Linked DNA regions of Mus musculus: region 1 is linked to region 2. A link is a loop called in an ENCODE intact Hi-C map of the cell type or tissue named here. Cell type or tissue: left cerebral cortex. All regions are shown on one strand.

What was found. Hi-C counts contacts between places; a loop is a spot of excess contacts. Peaks named below come from ENCODE experiments on the same cell type or tissue, not always from the same donor. Only the 100,000 strongest peaks of a DNase experiment are listed, where the experiment ranks them.
Region 1: a loop joins it to region 2, with 2.5 times the contacts of the local background. A loop is called at or near these places in 10 of 42 quality-filtered maps.

What each region holds. Positions count from the first base shown.
Region 1 is chr2:70,550,509-70,558,508 of GRCm38, forward strand. The region is part of intron 1 of Gad1os (glutamate decarboxylase 1, opposite strand); the gene reads right to left. Among named protein-coding and RNA genes, the nearest start is that of Gad1, 7.6 kb to the right of the region's middle. In left cerebral cortex, CTCF peaks have their summits at 3,499 (motif pointing right) and 7,830 (motif pointing left); a DNase peak (open chromatin) is centred at 7,818.
Region 2 is chr2:70,239,015-70,247,014 of GRCm38, forward strand. It overlaps Myo3b (myosin IIIB), which reads left to right. Exons shown (of 35, transcript NM_177376.4): 16 at 5,833-5,931; 17 at 6,280-6,394. Among named protein-coding and RNA genes, the nearest start is that of Myo3b, 200 kb to the left of the region's middle. In left cerebral cortex, no CTCF peak of the experiment used is centred here; no DNase peak of the experiment used is centred here.

The DNA.
Region 1 (8,000 bases), 310 kb after region 2:
AGTTTAGGGATCTGAATCCAGGTTTTTGTGATTTCATGGCAGATACTTTACCAACTCTCCAGCCCCAGAGCTTATCTTTGTGGGAAGAACAAATACTAAATAGCGTAAATAAACACATTTTAAAGAGGTAAAAAATGTTGGGGGGAAGTGGTGTCCTAGAGAATGGCGGTATTAAATAGGAGGTGGAAGAAGTTCTCACTGAGAAACGAACATGAGAGCAAAGACTACATTGTAGAGGGCTGAGATTTGGTCCATTGCTGTGTATTGTAATGTAAACACTAAACCCCCGGTTGCCCCAGAGACAAGGAGATCCTCACTGTACACCAGGTGATGCTATGTAACCTCCCCTCCCTCCCCCCAAGTTATCCCTGATTGGCCAATAAAGATGCCTACAGCCTGTAGCTGGGCAAAAGAGAGGTAGGCGGGGTTTCAATTCCTGGGCTTGGGATCTGAGGCAGGACCACGAGGAAGGTGGAAAGAGGAGAAGACACCATGGGGTGAGTAAAACATGGCAATCAGGGCAGGCCAGTTGGAGTAGGAATGACCCAGGACGAACATGGCAAATTATATCTCAGGGTTACTGATAAGAAAGTAGACAAAATAACATAGAGGATTGATATCTGTCCAGCTCTAGTGATTTAAGGGCTTTTTATCTGGAAAGTAAATAATCCAAGGCAGAGTAGAAACCCTCATTAATATTAAATTCAGTGAAGGAATAAACCTTATGCATAGCAGGGGATGGGGGGAAACTCTACAATCAGGTGATGATTGCAAAGCCCCAGAAATGGAAGGATGCCTACAACAGTCAGGAAAACAGCAAGAAGAGCAGCACGGAACAGCATTTCCAGATTGAAGTCCAGCATCCTGGGGGCCTGAGCACTGGTAAGGTAACAGGGCCCAGGCCTTAGCATGACTTACGCCATAACTGCCCTCTCATCCAGGCATGGGAGCCAAGCAAGCAGGCAGCACCGCCTGCCAAAAATGAAAAGGAAAACCTAATCCATCAAAGTCCATAGTTCTGGGAAAGTCTTTAAATGTACTACTTGCTTTTTTGACTTCTGTGTAGTTCTATTTCTGGCTAGCTATTCTTGTTAACTGAGCCATGTCAACCCAGGATGTGGTTTTTGTGCTTAAAAGCTCACCCTGAGAAAGGCTCAGGACTACACACTGGTCCCAAACACCCAGTGCAGTCGCTGGTGGCCTAATAAAGACCTTCTGTTGGCTTGAACCCATGTCTGAGTGGTGCTCTCTGGTAGATACATCACAACAGTTAGGAACACTGCAATTACCTGGGCTTCACTAAGACTGGGGCCCTAGAAGTACTTTGAATGTAGCAGTGGCAGGTAAAGACCTGGGCCTAACTCTAGACAAGGGCCTCAGAGAACATCACATAGAGGAAATCCATCATGGATCCTAGTGTTGCCGGCCGTGGGGAGGAGAATGAGGGCTGTAGGCGCAGAACCTGAGATGTGGATGAAATTTGAAAGTAGATCCAATGATTTACCACAATTGAAAGGGCAGAGACAGGGATGACTCCAAGATGTTTGCTTATGCCAGCTAGAAAGACAGAGATGTCTCGCTCTCATTTACTGAGGTGGAAAAGGTCATAATACATTTGGGGAAAGAATCGAGAGTTTAATTTGGGATAGTTTAGAGTACCTGTTATTAAAAATGTAAGTGGAAAGGCTCCACGAAACATATGAACCTGTAATGTTGGGGGAAAGATGTGAATATTCATAAATAGGAACGGCATTTAAAGTCACGTGACTAGATGACCTCACAGAGAGGAGGAGAGGAGGAACTGTACAGTGTCGGCTCATCCTAGGGGCTCCGTTCTCCTCCCACATGCGTCTGAATTCCCCATCAGAACATTGTCTTCTCCAGGAATCACGTCTCTGTGAGTCACACAACCTTTACACCACTAAGAGGAGGCGCCCAGACCCATCCCTGGATGATCAGCATTTCTGCTGAAAGGAGGCTATTGGGCGGGGATCGGAAGGTGCCTGTTGAGCCTCACTGTTAGGACAAGATGGGCACGAGTTTAGCTCCAGCGGGGTTCAGGTTCCAAAGGGGCCGTTTGAAGTTATGGAGAGGATTCAGACGGGATCTGAGGGTAAATCAGGATAGCTTGTGCCTGTATTGAGAAAAGGCTCCACATTTATACTTTACATTTACATAGTGGCTTAATCCCATGTAATGTTGAAAGCAGATCTGATGATTCCAAGAGACTTTATTTATTTATTTATTTATTTATTTATGATCTTTTCTCAGATTGTTTTAAACCCATTTGAGCCCTAGTTTTCAACATCCAGAATGTTAGAGGTCATTCACTTTGTTACAGTATTTTTCTTTGAAGCAAAAGCAACGAGTTCAGCAAGCATCTAAGGCCTTATTGTTTTCTAAGGTTCAGCCCACCGAGTGCCTGTTTACATTTCCTCTCAGGAAGGGCCAGACATTGAGTCCTGAGAAACAAACCCGTAAGAGCAATTTTCATTCCTCAAGAGGCACAGTGCAACCTTTGCACCATGTAGCGTAACAAGCATCCAACTGTTTGCTGACTGCCTTCCTGTGTGCCTCAGCCTTACCATGAGTCTATTCTTGTACACTCACCAAAGGTAAGGGTCTGATATCTTACTCCTTTTCCAGTATGCTGTACTGTGGGGGCAGTGGGCTAATTTGAAGCCTAGGGCAGATAGGGAAGGTATTAGCTGGTCCTTAAGGTGGGAGGGGGAGGTCGAAGAGTCTTCCCATAATAATGTATCATCCATATAGTGGTGTATATTGAGTCTTTTGTCTAAATAGGGTTTTGATGCAGTGGCTACAGCCTCCTGACAAATGGTTGGAATGTAAGCCATCCCCTGCGGGAGAACAGTCCATTCATATCGTAAGGCTGGGCCAGAGTTGTCAATCGGGGGTACTGAGAATGGAAAGCGTTCACAGTCTCAGGGGTGGAGAGGGAAGGGGGAAAAAAGCAGCCTTTTATGTCTATTGCTAATAGGGGAACGTTGGCAGGGATGACTGAGATGTGGGGTAGCCCACTTTGTGGGGAGCCCCAGACTCACATGGTTTTTATTAGTTGCCCTCAAAGCTTGTAATAATCTCCATCTCCCTGAGTTGTTTTTTTTTAATAGCAAACATGGGGTCTTCCATGGACTGCGGGAGGGGTGGATATGTTGTAGCAACAGCTGTTCTTCTACCAGCTGTGTGAGGGCTCTAAGCTTCTCCCTTGATAGAGTCTACTGTGGGACCCAGATATCTTCACTGGAGAGCCAATCAAGGCAGTGAGTATTAAATCTAACAGTGGCCCCTAGGATTCGGGGTGATTTGGAGGGGTTTTTTAGGGTCTCCTTGGGTATTACTTTATATATATATATATGTAATGTCCTCTATATTAATATGGTCTCTTTCTGGTTGGGTGGTAAGAACTACCTCTAAGGCTTTGTAAGATATCTCTCCCTAAAAGATTGGTGACTACTTGAGCCACCAGGGGGCATATGAGACCGGTAGCTCCATATGGGTCTTCCCACCTGTAGGCCTTTTGGCTGGCTGGTGGTTGGTTTATTGTAGTTTGTCAAGTAGTCAGCACAAGTGCAGAGGTAAGAAGAAGAAGTTAGATATCCTGACTAAGAAGATCAAACTTGCCCCCAAGGAACTCGAGAGACCCCTAATCGCAAGTAGTCTAAAGATGTCATCTCCCCTCTCTATCCTTTCTCTCCTCTCCAAGTGTTAGGTGGTTGAAACAGTGGAAGAAAAGCGGAAATGTTAACTTCAAGTCTGATGATTTAAACTTTTGGGGGGGGGTCCTCTCCAGATGAAGTTACCCTAAAAACCCCAACAGGTCTTGGAGACCATAACATTGGGTGGGGATCCTCCCCAGGGAGAAGATATACAAGATATACAAAGAAGATATACAAAGCCATAGCAGATTATTTCAGTTGAATGAAACCTTGTCTGTATTCTTCTGATACCCCAACCCTCTTCTTACAGAGCCCCTGAGAGAATTGTCTTTCCAGGCCAAATAGTTATGAGTGGCAGAACTTGAATGTGTCACAGAGCAGAGCACAGGGCACTGGGGGTGCAGGAAAAGAGAGAGCTGCCTTCCCACTTCTCCCCTGCATGTTTGCTGCTAAGACCTAGAACCTCTCTGGCCTTAAATAACCTCATGTATAAAGCAGAGGGCATATAGTAATTAAATGAGAATCCATAGCAGACACATACACACACACAAACACACACAAATGGGGCTGGAGAGATGTCTCCACAATTAGAATAACTGGTGGCTTAGAGGCCCAGGTTCAGTCCCCAACACCCACATGGTGGCTTGCAACTGCCTGTAACTCCAGTTCAATGAGAAAGTCCTGTGGGCACCAGGCAAGCATGTAATACACACACGTAACACATACATGCAGGCAAAACATTCATTCATATACGTAAAAATAAATCTGAAAAAAAATGAACACAATTTCCATGAGAGCTATCATCTATAATATGAGGGCTGCGATTCTCCTAGTCATACTGAAAGACTGAGGGACAGAGAGACAGAAATATAGGTCTCTAAACACCACCAACAGTTTGGAGCTGAGACGAAAGGATGGACCATCTAGAGACTGCCATATCCAGGGGTCCACCCCATAATCAGCTTCCAAACGCTGACACCATTGCATACACTAGCAAGATTTTATCGAAAGGACCCAGATGTAGCTTTCTCTTGTGAGACTATGCCGGGGCCTAGCAAACACAGAAGTGGATGCTCACAGTCAGCTATTGGATGGATCACAGGGCTCCCAATGGAGGAGCTAGAGAAAGTACCCAAAGAGCTAAAGGGATCTGCAACCCTATAGGTGGAACAACATTATGAACTATCCAGTACCCCGGAGCTCTTGACTCTAGCTGCATATGTATCAAAAGATGGCCTAGTCGGCCATCACTGGAAAGAGAGGCCAATTGGACACGCAAACTGTATATGCCCCAGTACAGGGGGACGCCAGGGCCAAAAAAATGGGAATGGGTGGGTAGGGAAGTGGGGGGGAGGGTATGGGGGACTTTTGGGATAGCATTGGAAATGTAATTGAGGAAAATATGTAATAAAAAATATTTTAAAAAAAAAACATCACCAACAGGAAGCAATCCTGGGACTCTATTACCAATCAGCCGGGGGGGGGTTGGGGGAGATCTTTTGCTCTGTTTTGACCGAAGCTACAAACAAAGAGCAACTCTCCTCAGTGTCTTTGTCTCTCTGCCTCTGCTCTTGGAATATAGAACTCTTCAGCTCTAGGCTTTAAATAGCAACGGCCCAGCTGCAGTGACTGGCATGACATCTCTGCGCTAAGGGTGTTGGGACCCTGTGCCCCTAGTGCTATCTAACTCCTTACAGCCAGCCTTCTGGAACTCCACGACTAGTGTCTGGAGTGCTCACCAGCCTTGTGCCAGCTGCAGTTGCAGCTCCCCACCCCTCTCATCTTTCAACTTTTCAACTGTGGAGTCCTTCTAGTATCTGCTGTCCCTACTCTCCCCAGCATCAACCATAGACTCTGCGGTTGCCTACTCCCTGGGGCTCTAGCTCCTGTCTAGTTGACAGTGCCTGGAGCTGGGCTGGGGGAGGGGAGTCTAAGATGTCCCCCAGTAACCAGCTCAAACCTGACCCCCCCCCCCGATATAAAGACTATGGACAGTAGACACCAAAGGGGGTTTATTGGAACCTAGGTGACACAAGCTAAACAACGCACTGGATGAGGCCCGGATGAAGGTATCATACCCTTCACCTACTCAACGAATGAGAAGAGGGCTACTTATATGACTTCTAGAAATCAGTCTTTCTGCTTAGCTATGCAGTCTGCAGTCGAAATTCTAGACCCGCCCACTCCAGGTGTCGTGAGTGAATGGGGCCCTCCTCCCTGACTAGGCTGAAGACTGCACAGACCTCCCGTTGTAACTGTGGGTGGAAGAAATTGTTATGGTGAAAGTGAGGCCTCTTGGCAGCTTTTTGGGGTACCTGAATCTGCTGCCACTGAAGCAAAAACCCTTAGAGGTCAGCAGCCTCCATGATGTCATGTCTTTGGTTCTTCCCACTGAACTGAAATCTCTTTGGCAGAAGGGTGGGGGTGCGGTGGGCTCAGGCTTGAGAGGTGGGGGCTGTCACCATTGATGGTTTGGAGGCTCTCCCAGGGGGATCCTCCCCCTACAGTGGAGAAGACTGTTGCCCCTGGCCTGTTCTCCAAGAGCAGACAAAGTCCTTCATAGCCCTGCTGAGCTTGGGAACTGTGGAGACAATGGAGGGTTCCACCCAGCCTCCTCAGACACAGCTTCTGTCCCAGCTGCCCTCCGACCAACTGAAGGGGAAGACCCACAACTCCTGCCTGGCAGCTTTAGCCATTGTGTTTAGTTTTTCATTTCTAGTTTAAGAATTCCATACATGAATATAATTCATTTTGATTAAGTCCCCCTCCCCATCCTCTTCTCTCCAACTCCTCCAATGCCCCCAAGACCACTTTTTCCTTCCTAATTTCCTGTGCTCTTTTGGATCCACTGAAAGCACTTAGTACTGCCATCTGCTCTTGGGGGTAAGGGCCATCCACCGGAATGCGGACAGCTTAGCTTTAGTCATTTTAAAATGCAAAAACATTAAAATGTGTTGACAAAGATTTTGCCATGAAATTAACATTTTCTTCAAGAAACATCAATGATGCTTAGCCTCCAGCCAAACACCCTTTCTATCTCAACCCAGGCCACATGCTCTAAATTCCATCTTGGCTCTCTTTAACCCTCTTGATGTAAAAAACTAAAGCTGTCAGCTGTAACTGTAATACTGATGGGCATAGCACACCACTCATGAGTCTGAAGGTCAGGTTTGTACCAATGTCCAAAGCAAATTCCATGGCTAAACCCAACACCAAGGGAAGGGTAGAGAGGTGAAGAACTTTGAAGTTTCCTCCCACTCTGGGGCTTGGTTCCGAGCTGTAAAGTTGAATCAAGTCCCAGTAAGAAAATAATGATTCTTATTTAATCTTTATATATGCGGGCTTCAAAAACTTCAGTTTAAATGGATCTAAAGATCCCTGGCTAACCTGGTCAAAAGAAAACAGGATTTTGGTCTTCCAACTGAACTACAGTGGATCCCCCCTTACTGTGTTAGGAAAACCTACAGTATGCTCATCATAAGCCAAGTGAGCTGTTAAATATAAGCCCTTCACAAAAAATGGACTGACAACTTCAGCAGTTAGAACAAACCCTCCCTCCCGTTAAGGTTCCCTCTCCCCCTGAGCACTGGTCAATGCCTGGGAAGGAGCCACGCCTGACCCCGCAAGTTTAAATAACCAGATTCTCCATGACTAAGTTACAACACTTCAGAACCTTCGCGTAAATAGTCCCAGACACAATGAGTCTGGAAATAGGAATTATGCCTAGTATTTTAATCAGAAAAAGAAATGAACTATTACTTTAGTCTCCTGTCTTGCACTCTTTCACCAACTCGGGTTCCAATAAAAATCCTCTTTCCCATCGGTATTCAGGTCTGTACTATCTGCTTTACAGTGAGGCTGTTTCTAGCTTACAATCAAAGGATTCCTTAAGTTCAGCTTTAGGATACAGTGGTGAGGAAAAGAAGCGGATGCCACGCTGCCTGTCCTCTTTCATCAAAGGGACACACTACTCTAGGTGTTTTAGGTCACATCTGGGGCATTTCTCAGCGTTTAAAGAGATTCTGCTTTGTTTTTAAAAAAAAAAAAAATGGCAGGGGATGCATGGGAAATGGAGACAGCTTGCCAGGCTCCCTTGAAGACCAGCTGTTTGGGGCTGTTGTTCTCAGGAATTGTAATCTATCGCCCCCTGCTGGTCACTGTGTGCCTGCTTGGGGTGACGAGAACTGGGCGTTTCTAGATTTACACAAATAATACAAATTCCCCAGTACTGCTTGTTTGCTCGATTTATGTTCGATTTCAGCTTCGGACTATCAAAAAGAAACGGCCATATGACATTTTTTGAAGAAAACAGGTCTGCACGAG
Region 2 (8,000 bases):
GGAGAATCTGGCAATCTTGAAGGTTCTATCTCCCCTTACTCATTAGTCTCCCCCAGTTTTTAAAAGCAAAGGAGCAGTGGTAGCTGATTTGCTTTTTAAGGTCTTGTTTTGCCTTACGCGCATGGGTGTTTTACTTGCATGTATGTCTGTGCACAGTGTGAGTGCCTGTTACCCTAAGGGACCAGAAAAGGGAGGAAGATCCTTGGAACTGGAGTTATAGATGGTTGCAGATTGCTTTGTGCACTCTGGGAACCGTGCTCAAAGCCTCTGCAGGAGCACCAAAGCTTTTAACGGCTGAGCCATCTCTCCAGCCCTCGGTGGTAGTTTTATTTTTGTTTTTGTTTTATCTGAAGGGCATTAAGGGGAGAGTGCAAAGGCTGGGGACAGTGCTTTATGAGCAGTCTATCTTGAGTTGGTTGTATAAGGTAAAAATCTAACAATAGTTAATTTGCACATACCTTAAAGACCCACTTTATCCGTTAAATTCGAAATTCTCAATAACAAAAAGTACTGAAATATATTCCACATTTTTCCTTTCACTTGGGAGAGAACAGAATATTAAGTATTCGTTACTGTTTTGTTGCTGCGATAAAGTGCTATGATAAAAAGCAGTGAGGCAGGGCTCGTTTTACCTTATGGTTCCAGTGGAGACACGGTCTACCATGACTAGGAAAGCATGGGAGCAGGAGCAGGAGGCTGGATGATCACATCTCATCAACACACAGGAAGATAGTGTGAAGACAGGCGATCTGGCCAGGGTGTCAAACCTCAAAGCCTGCCCCAAATGATGTACCTTCTCCAGCAGGGCAGCACTGTCTAAAGGTTTCATAATCTTCCCAGACAGTGCCACCCACTGCGGACCTAGTACTCAAACGTAGGGCATTATTTAAACTATAACACTCTGTTTTAAGAAAAGCATTATTGTGGGCTGGAGAGATGGTTCAGTGGTTAAGAGCACTGACTGCTCTTCCAGAGGTCCTGAGTTCAATTCCCAGCAACCACATGGTGGCTCACAACCATCTGTAATGGGATCTGATGCCCTCTTTTGGTGTGTCTCAAGACAGCAACAGTGTTCTCATATATAATAAATAAATAAATCTTAAAAAAAAAAGAAAAGAAAAGCATTATTGTAATAGGTAACGGTCATCACCAGCATGTCATTCTAGGCTTGTGTACTGCTTCTGACACTCTGTGACCTTGGGCAGGTCTCTGAACATTTCTGAGCCTCATTTGTGAATTGCAGATGCCACTAACAATGGCCCCATGGGTTTGTTGGTAAGACCCACAAGTTTATCTGTGTAAAATTATTTAAAAGTACATGAGACAGTGCATGATAACAGTATTAGCCACTCTTCTTCTTATTATTGGTTTTGATCACTGCAGGACACCAGAGTTTCTCAGGAGCAGGACTGTATACACACAGCCAGTCAATATTGACTGCCTGCTATATGCCAGAGTAAAGAAGACAGACAAAGTCCCTGAGTCCACGGTGGGTGTGGGGGAGGGGTGAGAGGCTCACAGCCCAGTCATTATGGGAATATATGAATAGAGCAGGTGTGATCAGTGCTCAAAAGCAATAGTTTCCACATAAGTGCTGGGGAGATAAACCGGTGCAGAGTGCACACTACCTGGTTTAGGAAGAGTTGTGTGGGGTTCATGGAGGACAGAGGGGTCCTACCCCATTTACACCATGACCAAAAGCAACTCGGGGGGCAGGGGGAGTAGGATTTATTTTGCTTATACTTCCACACCACAGTCCAAACCAAAGGAAGTCAGAATGAGAACCCAAATAGGACAGACCCTGCAAGAACTGGTGCAGAGGCCACGGAGGAGGTTGTTTACTGGCTTGGTCCCATGGTTTGCCCAGCCTGCTCTCTTATGATGAACGCACCACAGGCCAATATGGTAGGAACAACTTTTTTTCAATGTGGGTTCACTTTTCCTAAGTGACTCTGTCTTGTGTCAACTTGACACAAGAAACCAAAAATTAGGCAGTATACCTGGGTTCCAGAAGGAGAGATGGGTCTCCTGGATTTAAGATGCTTGATGTGAGATCTGTGGATCCCTTAAGAGTTAGCCAACAGAATGGGGGCAGGAGAGGGACTGTAAGAATGGATCACACGGGTTTCGAACCTTTTCTTAAAAGACTACAAAACTGGAGGATGTTTTCAGGCAGGGGAGTGGTCACCACTAACTTGAATTTTGAAATGTTGACTCTAGCTTCAGTCGGCCAATGGAAACAAGAGGGAGCCAGATGGATAAGGAAGGTAGAGTAGAGAAGACGAGAGACAGAACAGTCACATCCTGGGCAAATGGGAGCCACGGGCCCAGGAGTAGCTTAAGAATCCAAGCATTTGTGGGTGTGGCTGAGGGGGTATGGCATGCTAGATTTGATTTCCAGCATACACACACACACACACACACACACGCACCCCAAAAGCACCAAACACCTTCCTCCATCAGAGAATTTCCTTGCACAGTAGAAGCGGTTATGAACAGTGAACATAAGACTGAAGAGATGGAGCTACAAGTATTTGAAGCTTCCCTGTAGCTTCTTGATCACTTGGGTGAAACTCTCCGTCTCTTCCTTGCCATATTGATATGATTTTAAAGTTGAAGGCGCTGTCTCTGACAGAACGAACACTGCCATTTCCTATGCTCCGTGCCCTTCCCATGGAATGTTGCTCATTGGTGTAAATATTGTCTCACCTTACTTTCTTCATGTATCATATAAGACTAATAACTCTAACCTACCAAGGTTGTTAAGAGAATTGAGTGGGATGGAGAACAGTTAAGGCTTTAAAATCCTCAGCAACATGGCTGCTCTGTCTAGAATACAGACATGCTCTTGGTAGCCACCTTTAATCCCAAACAATGATGTTGTGCAGGAAACATTCGTGAACCCCAAAAGACCAACAAGGGGCCGATTCCGATGCAATCACATTATTCATAGGATCTCATTATCCAAGCTCGAGGCTGGGCCACACCACTGTCTCTGATGCAGAATGGGAGGGAATAGCCCTAAGCTTAGTTTCAAGAAAGCATTTATAGAGACAAGAAGGGGGTATCTAGCCTGACACACATCTGATTGGGGGGATCATTATGGCCTTTAACATAATTGGCTGGTGCTGGGAGCCAAACTATACATTTAACTTCTGTTCTATTCCTAATTGGTGGTTGTTAGGAAGTGAAGTGTCAGGGGCAGGTTGCAAATTTGTTAGGGAATAACCTAGAAACTGGTGCTAGACACAGGTCTTATTGGGTAGTCACCTGGAAACTGGTGCTAGGTTAGCTAACTCAAATTCAATCTTAACTCTGAGATGGAGTCTGGACCCAAAAGATTCGGTCTCTGAATGTTTAATTGAGCGACAGATTTGAGAATTGACAGACTTGAGGAAGAATTGACAAGGATAGGATGTACCTAACTCTCACAAGAACAGCACAGGAAATAGAAGCTACTTAAGAAGAGTCAGTCAGTTCAGTGAGTTAAGCTCAGTTGAACTGAAGTCAGTTCAGTGCAGGTGGGTTGAGTTCAGCTGTCAGCCAGCAAAGGAGGCAGTGTAATGGAGTTGAGTTGAGTTCAGTTGAGTTCAGTTCAGTTCAATTCGTGGAAGTTAAGAGGCAGCTTTGACCGGGGCAGTTTTACACACAGATTACAGAGACAACACGCTAGACACAGGGTAAAGCAGAACAAGCCAGAGAATGAGGAGTCAGAAGATTAGAACACATTGACAGTTTGAGGCCAAGCAGAGCAATTCATTCAGAAGCCAGATTGAATCAGTCAGCTGGGAGAGGAGTTTGAGCCAAAACACCTGAGCTGAACCAGCCAGCCAGAGTTCAGAAAGAGCTAGAAAGGGTGAGCTTATTCAGCAGTAAGTCTCCAAGACAACAATTACATGGGGTGAATTAAAGTGACATTGACAGTGGTGGTTCTACCCTTTTCTGGGCACACTTGAGTATCCCATTTCCTGGTCCCCCATCTCTGGATGAGGTCATATGAAGGTCTGACAAATGTACATTGAATAAACAGCCTTTAAGAGGTTGGCCAAGTGTAAGGCAGCCCTCTGAGCCCTTGTGTGCAGACTTCTGTCTCTGATGCCCATCTGTCTACAATGCTTTACAAATCTCTCTCAGGCTTCAGGGCTTCACTATAGTGTTATTTCCCTGGAGTCTTTGCCTTGACCTGGCACACGTGAGTCCCATTCTCAACATTATTCTTTATCCTATCCCCCTGAGTGTTCCTTTTAAAGCCCTCCTCTCAAGCTCCCCTCTTATTTCATTTACTTCTGTCTAGAAGGAATGCCCCCAAAGGGTGGGAATCCTCTAAGAACTGTTTCTCTGGCATCCAGCACAGTGCCTGCCATAAATGGCATCCAATGCACTTATCAGTTGAATAATAACTTTGTAAAGCTATTTATGTGCATTTTGTGCCACACTGCATAACTTAAATACATACAGTAAGATTTGTTTTAAATAATAAAAATAGCTTGACATGGCGGCATGCACCTGGTAATTCCAGTGCTGGGGAGGCTGAGGCAGGAGGATCATGGAAAGTAAGCCAATGGCTGGGATGTAGCTTATTGGTGGAGGACTGCCTAGAAAGTGAAGATCCTGGATTCAACGTCCTGTGATGAAAAAGAAACCCAGATAAACAAAACAATGAAGTAATGATCTATGTTCAGATGGGGGAGAAACGGCAAGTAGAGGTATCTAGAATGGAGTGCTAAGACATCCTGAACAGACTAAGGAGGGTAAGGATACCTGGGAGAGGATAAAGGGAGGACTAGGACCAAGCCATAGACAGGGAAAGAGGAGAGGCACACCAGGCTTCTTCCTGCAGAGTGAGTTTGGTGGGCAGTAGGATTTTCTTTGTGAAAGACTGCCCTCTTCCAAAGGGAAGAAAGGAATCCGAGGCAATATTTTCCAAATTGCCCCCAAGTATCAGGTTCCAAAGCTCCCCCACCCGTGGTGATCTAGCAATGAAATTTCATTATCAAAAAGCGATGACACTTCTGGTGTCCTGGCACTGCTGTTTGCTGCATGGTATCTAGGCACGTGCTTCTCGGTTCCTTCTGTGTCATTTGCTGTCACAATGAACACACTGGGCACCCTATCTAGGTTGACTTAGCAGATGTGGGCAATGAATGGAGAGACAGAAGGTAAGGGCAATTGTTGCCCTTGCAGAGAACCCAGCTTCGGTTCCCAGTACCCAGGTAGTACCTAGCAACTCTAGTTCCAGAAGATCCAAACCCTCTTCTGGCCTCCACGGGCACTGCATGCACATGATGCACAGAGACATGCCTATGAAATAAGCCCCCCCCCCCCGAACTCATTAAAAAACAAGCAAACAAACCAAAACAACAAAAGATGTGGTCAGCAGGAGCCATCAGGGACTGAGGAACGGCATAGCGGTGTGTGAAAGCATAGCATCCTGGCCACTTCCACAGATTTCCTGCCCGAGGCTACAGTAAAGCGGGGCATTTGGCTGGTCGCTGTAGGCTAGACTTCTCACTCTCCAAAGCTACGGGGGCTTATGACACGGATGTACAGGACCAGGAGCTTCATGGAAAGATTGTTACATGCAACTAAGCTGCTACCCGAATTAGTTCTAGAATGTTCTTCAGTTTATAGTGAAGATACATGTGTTTGGTAAAATGCTATTGTGAAGATTAATGGTTTGTCATTGGGATGAAACGTATTTAATTGCCCGCTTATGTAAATTTGTTGCAAAATAATATCTTGTACAGAAAGGAAATGGGATCAATTATTTAGGTCTGGAAAGCCTGCTATAAATCTACAGATAAAGCTTCTTCCTCAATATTTTTTTTTCAGGGGAGAGAAAAATTTTCATATATTTTACTATATTTATGCTGGTCTTTATCACCAAAAGAAACTCGCTGAGTTCAGACTTCCCGAGGAAAAGCCTCCTAGGTAAGTTTTCTTGCAAGATCCCTTGCTGCTGGCGGAGAGGAGGTTGCTGGTTAAGTTGGAATGAGTGTTCAGTTAAGCAGCTGACTAATCTAGGAGTAAATGGAGCTGCTCCCTTACCTGAAGACTCGTTCTGTAAAGTTAAATATGCAAGAGACGCTGGCAAGAACCACATCTCAGCCCTTGCAAGTTTTTTTTTTTTTTTAGAGTAATCAAAAGCTCAACTACAGTCATTTTTTTCTTCACCAGAGTATTAGCCTGTGAAGGGAAGAAACCCAGGTGTCCCCTGTCCTACCTGTGGTGCTGTTTGCTAAGTACTTCCTGTGTTGGGTCATGTTCTGCTCTATTTAGATATATAGCTGGGGAAACTGAAAGAGTCATGCAGGACATCACCTCCAAAGAGTCTTACCGGACACAGTTTGAGGCCATTCAGCACTGCTTCAAGATTATTGGATTCGCTGACAAGGTACGTGCTGGTTGGCAGGGAAACAAACTCAGTTTGGATGCCATAGATGGATGTGAGAGAAGATGTGTGTGTGTGTGAGTGAGTGTGTGTGTGTGTGTGTGTGTGTGTGTGTGTGTGTGAGTGTGTGTGTGTGTGTGTGTGTGTGTTTTCTAGCTTGCAGGACAGTTTTCAAATGCATGTCAGCTGGCAGATAAGGTATGTCTACTTAATATGTGGTCCAAGCATCCAAAACTTTGTTATTCTCTGAGAACTTGTTTGCAATACAGACTCCTGGTCCATTCAAGAATTACTGAATCAGCATCTGAATGCCCAAGATGCCCAGGTGAACATGAATTACGAGAGACATGACTGTCTTATTGGCTAAGCCCCCAGCAGTTATTGATAGGACCAAGCCCCTAGCAATTATTATCATTATCATAAATTCACCTTCACTATAATAACAGCTGCCAAAAGAATACTGGCCTCTTTTGAGCTGACATCACTTCTGAGAAGAGGGATACAGGAGTCAATAAGTTATACCTAAGCTCTAGACCATATTTTTGCAAGTAGCTCCTTATGCATATGACAAACCAATTAAAATCTCCCACCATCCTCACAGTCACTTTCTCCCTGGTACATTTGTGCATTGTTAACTATGGCTGTACACATAATACCAAGCTCACCATGCTACATATAGGCTTTTGCTATTAAATATGTGCTATTAAATATGTTACACGGTATTGGTAACTCTGGGATCAGATATTGTTCCATGCTAAGTTACATCATAGTTTCTGGGCTTTATGCCATTCAGTTTTGTAAGAACATACAGGTTCTTTCTCTTTGCTGGCAAAGAGGACGAGTGATTAGGAGGAAGGTCAGAGTGTTAAATCTTAGGGGATTAGATTACAGACTACTCTGTTTGCCTTGGGACAATCACGCTGGATGAATATTGCTTCTGTAATCCAGTGAGTTTGACCGGTCTTTCCTCCCTAGCGTAGCTGGTTTTAGTCCTAATAATACCTTCCTTTTTTTTTTTTTCTAGCTACCTGCTCATTTCGTTGTTGTTGGCTTCTCACATACCATAAATGGACAGGGGAAGGGGTATCCCAAATGTCGAGATAAAAATAGAAATATATTGTTCTCAGCTCCTTTGAGGATGGTTTAACAGGTTCCTGCATTGTTAAAGGGTTTTTATGGTAACTAACTTACCGAGCTCATTTTTATCAATTATACACCATCAGAAGAGTTGATAGCAGGGGTGGAAATGAAGCTGTTTAAAATACAACTCCAAAGTCGAGATCATGCCAAAGTGTGGGACATATGTCCTTAAAAGAAGATGGGATTCATGGTAAAGGGAGTCCTTAGGGGAAATGATGCTTTGCTTTTAGTTAATAAAAGATGGTGATAGAATGGTATGATGTGATTAGCCCTGGCTTCAGAGAAGAACACACAATGATATTATTCCAATAGAAATAGGCTTCTGTCTTAGTTAGGGTTTCTATTGCTGTATGGCTAAAGTACCAGAACCAAAAGCAACTTGGGGAGAGAAGGGTTTATTTAATTTTAAAGCTTGTCTAGGGAACTCGGGGTAGGGATCTGGAGGCAGGAATGGAAGCAGAGGCCATAG